2 separate regions of the Homo sapiens genome follow, and region 1 is linked to region 2. Evidence: chromatin contacts called from ENCODE Hi-C or POLR2A ChIA-PET data. All regions are on one chromosome and are shown on one strand. Each heading gives the region's core, a stretch centred on a gene start or an enhancer-like site at or near the end of the contact. The rest is flanking DNA. Distances are from core to core; before and after follow the strand shown.

Evidence for each region. A loop is a pair of places that touch in the nucleus more often than their neighbours do. ChIA-PET counts read pairs that join two places held with the same protein, here RNA polymerase II (POLR2A). Pooled maps may share reads with other maps.
Region 1: a loop to region 2 is called in a map of CD8-positive, alpha-beta T cell, with 7 times the contacts of the local background. The contact joins the promoter of SARS2 here to the promoter of RINL in region 2. A Hi-C loop is called at or near these places in 5 of 168 maps with a recorded cell type or tissue (B cell, CD8-positive, alpha-beta T cell, GM12878 and 2 more), 2 of 37 single-sample maps with no recorded cell type and 14 of 50 pooled maps. POLR2A ChIA-PET finds 5 or more read pairs at or near these places in 28 of 52 experiments (A549, CD4-positive, alpha-beta T cell, CD4-positive, alpha-beta memory T cell and 23 more).

What each region holds. Positions count from the first base shown.
Region 1 is chr19:38,929,350-38,932,077 of GRCh38, forward strand. It overlaps SARS2 (seryl-tRNA synthetase 2, mitochondrial), which reads right to left and starts at 1,414. Exons shown (of 16, transcript NM_017827.4): 1 at 1,121-1,414. The coding sequence starts at 1,387. MRPS12 (mitochondrial ribosomal protein S12) reads left to right here and starts at 1,595. Exons shown (of 3, transcript NM_033362.4): 1 at 1,595-1,649; 2 at 1,927-1,994. The coding sequence starts at 1,946. RefSeq lists an enhancer at 1,039-1,498.
Region 2 is chr19:38,876,948-38,879,952 of GRCh38, forward strand. It overlaps RINL (Ras and Rab interactor like), which reads right to left and starts at 1,328. Exons shown (of 12, transcript NM_001195833.2): 1 at 1,285-1,328. It overlaps SIRT2 (sirtuin 2), which reads right to left. Exons shown (of 16, transcript NM_012237.4): 14 at 2,685-2,755; 15 at 2,487-2,553; 16 at 1,613-2,363. The coding sequence ends at 2,208. RefSeq lists a silencer at 1,115-1,164 and enhancers at 1,705-1,824, 1,865-1,964.

The DNA.
Region 1 (2,728 bases), core at 164-2,663, 52 kb after region 2:
TTCAAGACCAGCCTGGGCAACATAGTATGTCCCTGTCTCAACAAAAAATACAAAAGTTTAGCCGGGCGTGGTGGTGTCTGCCTGTAGTCCCAGCTACACGGGAGGCTGAGTGGGAGGATTATTTGAGCTCAGGAATTCAAGGTTCCAGTGAGCTATAATTGTACCACTGTACTCCATCCTGCCATCCTGGGCGACAGAACAACACCCTATCTCAAAAAAAAAAAAAAAAAAAGTGGATTCTAGGCCAGAAAGCACAGGTTAAAATTCCCACTCTGCCACTTCCCAGTTGCATGACCTAGCGCAAGTGAATTAGCTTCTCGAAGCCTTAGTTTCCCCTCTGATAAAATGGGAGAAATAATGGCACCTACTTCATAGAGTTGCTGTGAAAATTAAACGAGGTTAAAGTGAATAAAGCACTTCAAACAGGCTGGGAGGGGAGTCCAAGAGAGGAATGGGAAGACGTGGGGACCCCACTATCGTTAGCACCTCAACACAGAGATATTGTGAACCCGGTCCTAATTCCCTTTTATAAGTGCTAGCAATTTTATTATTATTCACCGCATATTTGCAACATCTAGAACACCGGAATATAGCAGTTGCACCTTAAGTATCAGTTTAATAGAACCATTCATTAATGGATTCATTCATTCATTCATTAACTCTATTTAACTGCCTGCTATGTGTGGCGGAGGTGCACAACTCTCCCTACCTCTCTCTCTAAACGCAAGAGCTCCACCACACCCCAGCCCTGACCCCGTCCGATTCACACTTGGCTCCCCATTTTCCTTTGTGGTCTTAGGGAAAGGCTGGCATGAGGTTGCAGCACGGAGGGCAATGTCACATAGCAAGTTCCTAAAGGACAGGAGGTACCCAGCGAGCAGTATGAAACAAGCGCATAATGGGTGTCCAGGACACAGTAGGCATTCTTGGCACATAGTAGGGCCTCAGCACTCACTGGACAACTGGCACATAAGTGGGTGCCATGCACAAGACGTTGGCTAACTTGGGAAATAACTAAAATTCCTACTACAGGTTCGCCCCCTGCCGGAGGGCATCTTGCAAACCCAATTCTTCCGTAAAGCAAACGTCTGCGCCCCCCGGCCGGCGCAGGCGCACTCACGATCGCGGGCAGGTCCGCCGAGCGCAGCTCCCCCTTGCGGAGCTCCAGGGCGTGTGCGGCCTCTTCTGGGCATGCGCAGAACCGCTCTATGTCCAGCTGAGGGAGTGCGCTGTAGCCCTCGCGCGCATACTCGTACAGGAGGTTCCGGTTTCGTTTCTCTGTAGTGAAACTTCTCCTTGGACTATCGTTGGAGATGCAGCCTCCCCGGGGCCGGAACCCCCGACGAGTCAGCAAAGGCCACAAGCGCCGCGCCATGGACGCAGCCATCTTGGACCGGGAACAAGGCGGCACTTCGTCCCGCCCACTCCGCGTTTAGACCAATTGCAAGGCAGCGAACCTGACCGTGACGAGCCAATCAGATCCTGAGGAAAGTTGACCGCGATAGAGTCCTTCGTCGCCCAATCGTCGTCTGTGTCCCGCCTCTTCAGTGACGCGAGGCAGAACCAGCCAATCCCTGCACGGATAGCGCCCGGAAGAGGCTAGAAGCTGGATTCAGCGTGTCCGCGACCTCACCTTTAGGTCCTGTGAGGTCGGTGGAATCCTGGGGTCCTCCAAATCTACCAGGCCATCTCCCCAGTTTCCCAGTTCTTCCTGCGTGCGGGCGAGAGTGGTTGGGCCCTCGGGAACCCACTCAGAGCGAGGCTAAATTTACGGAGGGACTTTCTGTTAGCAGCATGAGGGCCTGTGGTTAGACCTATAGAGGTATTTCCTTTGATTTAAGCCAGAAAGTCCTGAGAGCGGATCGGGGAGCATTTGCGGATCGGTCACTTTTTCCTCCTTTCTGAGTCTCTTATCCCCTACCACAGGGACGGCCCAGGTGGCAGGATGTCCTGGTCTGGCCTTCTCCATGGCCTCAACACGTCCCTAACTTGTGGTAAGTGGGGGACTTGGGCTTCAGGGACGAGGCTAGAGGGGGAGGGTTATTCGCTCTTGGACTTGTGTGCCTCCGTCGGAGCCCCGAGGGAAACGGGGGTGGAAAAACACGGTGGGGTTTTGGCAGAGCTAGGGCTGCTAGAGCAAGAGGTGGGAAGCAGCTGCATGGAGGGCTACTGCGTGTCAAGCGGCGTTTGGGTCAGTTTTATTATTTATTTATTTAAGATCTCCCTCTGTCGCCCAGGCTGAAGTGCAGCGGTGTGATCACAGCTCACTGCAGTCTCGACCTCCTGGGCTCAAGTGATCCTCCCGCCTCAGCCTCCCAAGTAGCTGGGACCACAGGCCTGCAGAACCACAACCAGCTAACTTTTTGATTCTTTGTAGAGAGGGAGGTCTCCCTGTGTCGCCCAGTCTGGCCTTAACTCCTGAGCTCAAGTGACCCTCCACAGCCTCCAAAAGTGCTAGGATTACATGCATGAGCCACTGAGCCTACTATTATTTTAAACAGCATTAAAAATAATGCTTCCTGGCCAGCCGTGGTGGCTCACGCCTGTAATCCCAGCACTTTGAGAGGCCGAGGTCAGGAGTTCGAGACCAGCCTGACCAACATGGTGAAACCCCGTCTCTACTTAAAAATACGAAGATTAGCCGAGCGTGGTGGTGGGTGCCTGTAGTCCCAGCTGCTCAGGAGGCTGAGACAGGAGAATTGCTTGAACCCAGGAGGCAGAGGTTGCA
Region 2 (3,005 bases), core at 78-2,577:
GTATTGCCCAGACTGCAGTGCAGTGGCACGATCTCAGCTCACTGCAACCTCCGCCTCGTAGGTTCAAGCGATTCTTGTGCCTCAGTCTCCCGAGTAGTTGGGATTACAGGCGTGCACCACCACGCCTGGGTAATTTTTGTATTTTTTAGTAGAGACAAGGTTTTGACGTGTTACCCAGGCTGGTCTCAAACTCCTGACCTCAAGTGATCCCCCCGCCTCGGCCTCCCAAAGTGCTGAGATTACAGGCATGAGCCACCACACCCGGCCGGCAGGGGTTAAATCTTTAGTACCGGATGGTGGGGAATCTGGGGATCCCAGGAGAGAGGCCAGTGTGTCTTGCGGTGTGGGGAGAGGACTCAAAACAATAGCTCTTTACTGAAGTGGTAGGAAATATGTTAAGATTTTTAACAGCCATGGGGGCTGTGTAAATGTGGGCCAGCCCTTGGCAAAACCCAGTCAGCGCCTGGAAAAGTTCTTGGCCCAGAGTAGGCAGTCCCTATATCTGGAAAGGTAATAACATCCCCTCTTCCTCCCTTCCCACACCATGGAGGGGCCACTGAATCTCTTCCCCCAGCATTTTATTATGAAAAATTTCAGACATAGAGAAAAGCTGAAAGAATTGTACAGGAAACATCCCTATGCCCACTACCAAGATTCTACCATGAACATTTTACTCATCTTGCTTTATCACACATCTGTTCCTCTCTCTCTTCATCCACCCATCAGGCCCCAGCTCCTAACCAGGTACAGAGTCCTACGTAGGTTATCACTTAGGGTGGCACTTATCCCAGCAGCAGTCCCAGGAGCAGGAGACCTGGATCGGGGGAGGATCCATCCTCCCTCCCTCCCTCCCTCCCTTCCTTCCTTCCTTCCATCCATCCAGTATTTACTGAATACAGGCTGGAATTAGGTGCCTCTGCCCTGGAGAGAGGGTGATGAACAGGACAGGCTCCTCCCCTCAGGGCCTTCCATTCTTGTTTGGGGCAGGTGTAGCATATGGATAATAGGCAGCTAAACAAATACATTAGGCCATTGACCAGAAGGCCAGGGTGTTATTAGGAAGGAGGGAGGTGGGCAGGGAGGCGCAGGTGCCCTGCCCAGGCAAGAGCAGGAAGGAAGGGAGGGGAGGGGAGGGGAGAGGGAAGCAGATGCCTGCTTGTGTACCGTGGCAGGAGAGGAGGCTGTGGGCAGTGCGTGGCAGGGGTGGGTCAGGGCAGCTGCCTCATACCAAAGGGAGGCAGCAGGGGCTGAAGATGCCAGATGCTCGGTTCCTGGGGGCCCTACCTGTTCTCGGAGGAGAGGCCTGCAGTAGCAGGAAGTGGAGAGAGGAAGCTGAGCAGGCAGGGGGAAGAGGCGGGGCTGGGGTATCTGAAGTCAACTTTCCTCCCTCTTTCTGGGGCCTCAGGCCTTTAGTGACGGGGCTTAGAGGAAGGGACACTGGCAGGCTGGGAGTCCAGGGGTCAGAGCCACGAGGGCCCCCGTGAGGACCCTCTTGTTACCCCTCACTCTGGATCCCGGAGACTTTCTGGTTCCTTAGTGGCCCAAGATCTAACCCCCTCCCTTCAGAGATTTCCCTGGGTGCCCACAGAAAGAAACAGGAGGCCAGACCGGATTGTTAGTTGTTTTTGTTTTTAATTTGTCTCCAATAAGCAATGTCTTCTGCCCATCCAGCATGGGAAGTGGGTCCCACGTGAAGGGGGCCCACCACCCACTTTGGGAGCTGAAGGCAGAGACTCGGGAGCCCTCCCGGCTCAGACTCCCCCTACGCTGGGTGTGGGTTATATTCAGAGGCCCACACCCACACTGGGGTAGGTTAGGTATGGTTTACTTAGCCACAGGCCCCCGGGGGCAGGAGACAGAGTGGGGGCCCGAAGCTCCCTGTCCTGGAAGAGTTAAAAGTTCTGGGGTAGCCCTGGCCCCGTGGGGGCAGTTAGAGATGAGGGAGGTTACTCCTTAGCCCAGGAGTGGTTAGAGACAGTGGGGCTGGTAGAGATGCCTGTTTAAGCCTTGGCCTCTAGGAGGTGTTAGAGATTTGCTGGGGTTGGGGGCCAGGGTTGCTGGGACCCCAGTTTTGGGGAGGGAGCTGTAAGAGATTGGGGGATGTTCTGAGCTCCCCAGACAAGAACTGCTGGTTAAGAGGGGGCCAGGCCCGGTTGGGGCTCAGCTGTCCCTGAGGAGCTCGGCATCCCGCCTGGGAGATGCAGCTGTCACTGGGGTTTCTCCCTCTCTGTTGTCCTGGCCTCGTCCTTGGCAGGTGGCGGGGACTTCTTGGGGGAAGCTGAAGTGCTGGGGTTGGGGACCCCCGCCCCCGACTGGGCATCTATGCTGGCGTGCTCCCTCCGGACAAGGTCCTCCAGCTCCTTCTGCAGGAGCAAAGGTCACAGAAGTCAAAGGTCACTGTGCATCATGGGGTCAGAGGACCCATGGGGTGGGGAGAGGGTCCAGGGATGGGGCTCAGGACAGGCTGGGGTTGCTCAGCTCCTCACCTTCCATCCAAGGAGCTCAGCAAGGGCCAGGCAGCCCTGGTCGCATTCACCCAGCCAGGCCACGTCCCTGCGGTGCAGCAGGAGATCAGAGTTCCCAGGCGGGCTCGCCCCTGCCTGCTCCTCTCATCTGCCTTCGTGCCCCCGCTCCCACCTCACCCTGTCCCTTCCAGGCTGCCCCAACCCCCGGCGGGGCCTCACCTGTAGGCCTTCTTGGAGTCAAAGTCCATGCCTCCTCCGAGGCCCATAATCATCCCCAGGAAAGGGTCCGACTGTCAGGGAGGGGGTGGGTCAGGGGCAGGAGCAGGGAAGGGAGAGCTAAGAGCACAGACCCTGGAGCCAGGTGGCCTGGGTTTGTATCCTAGCTCTGTGACTTTGTTTTTTTTTTGTTGTTGTTTTTTTGGTTTTTTTTGAGACAAAGTTTCACTCTTGTTGCCCAGGCTGGAGTGCAATGATGTGATCTCGGCTCACTGCAACCTCCACCTCCTGGGTTCAAGTGATTCTCCCGCCTCAACCTCCCGA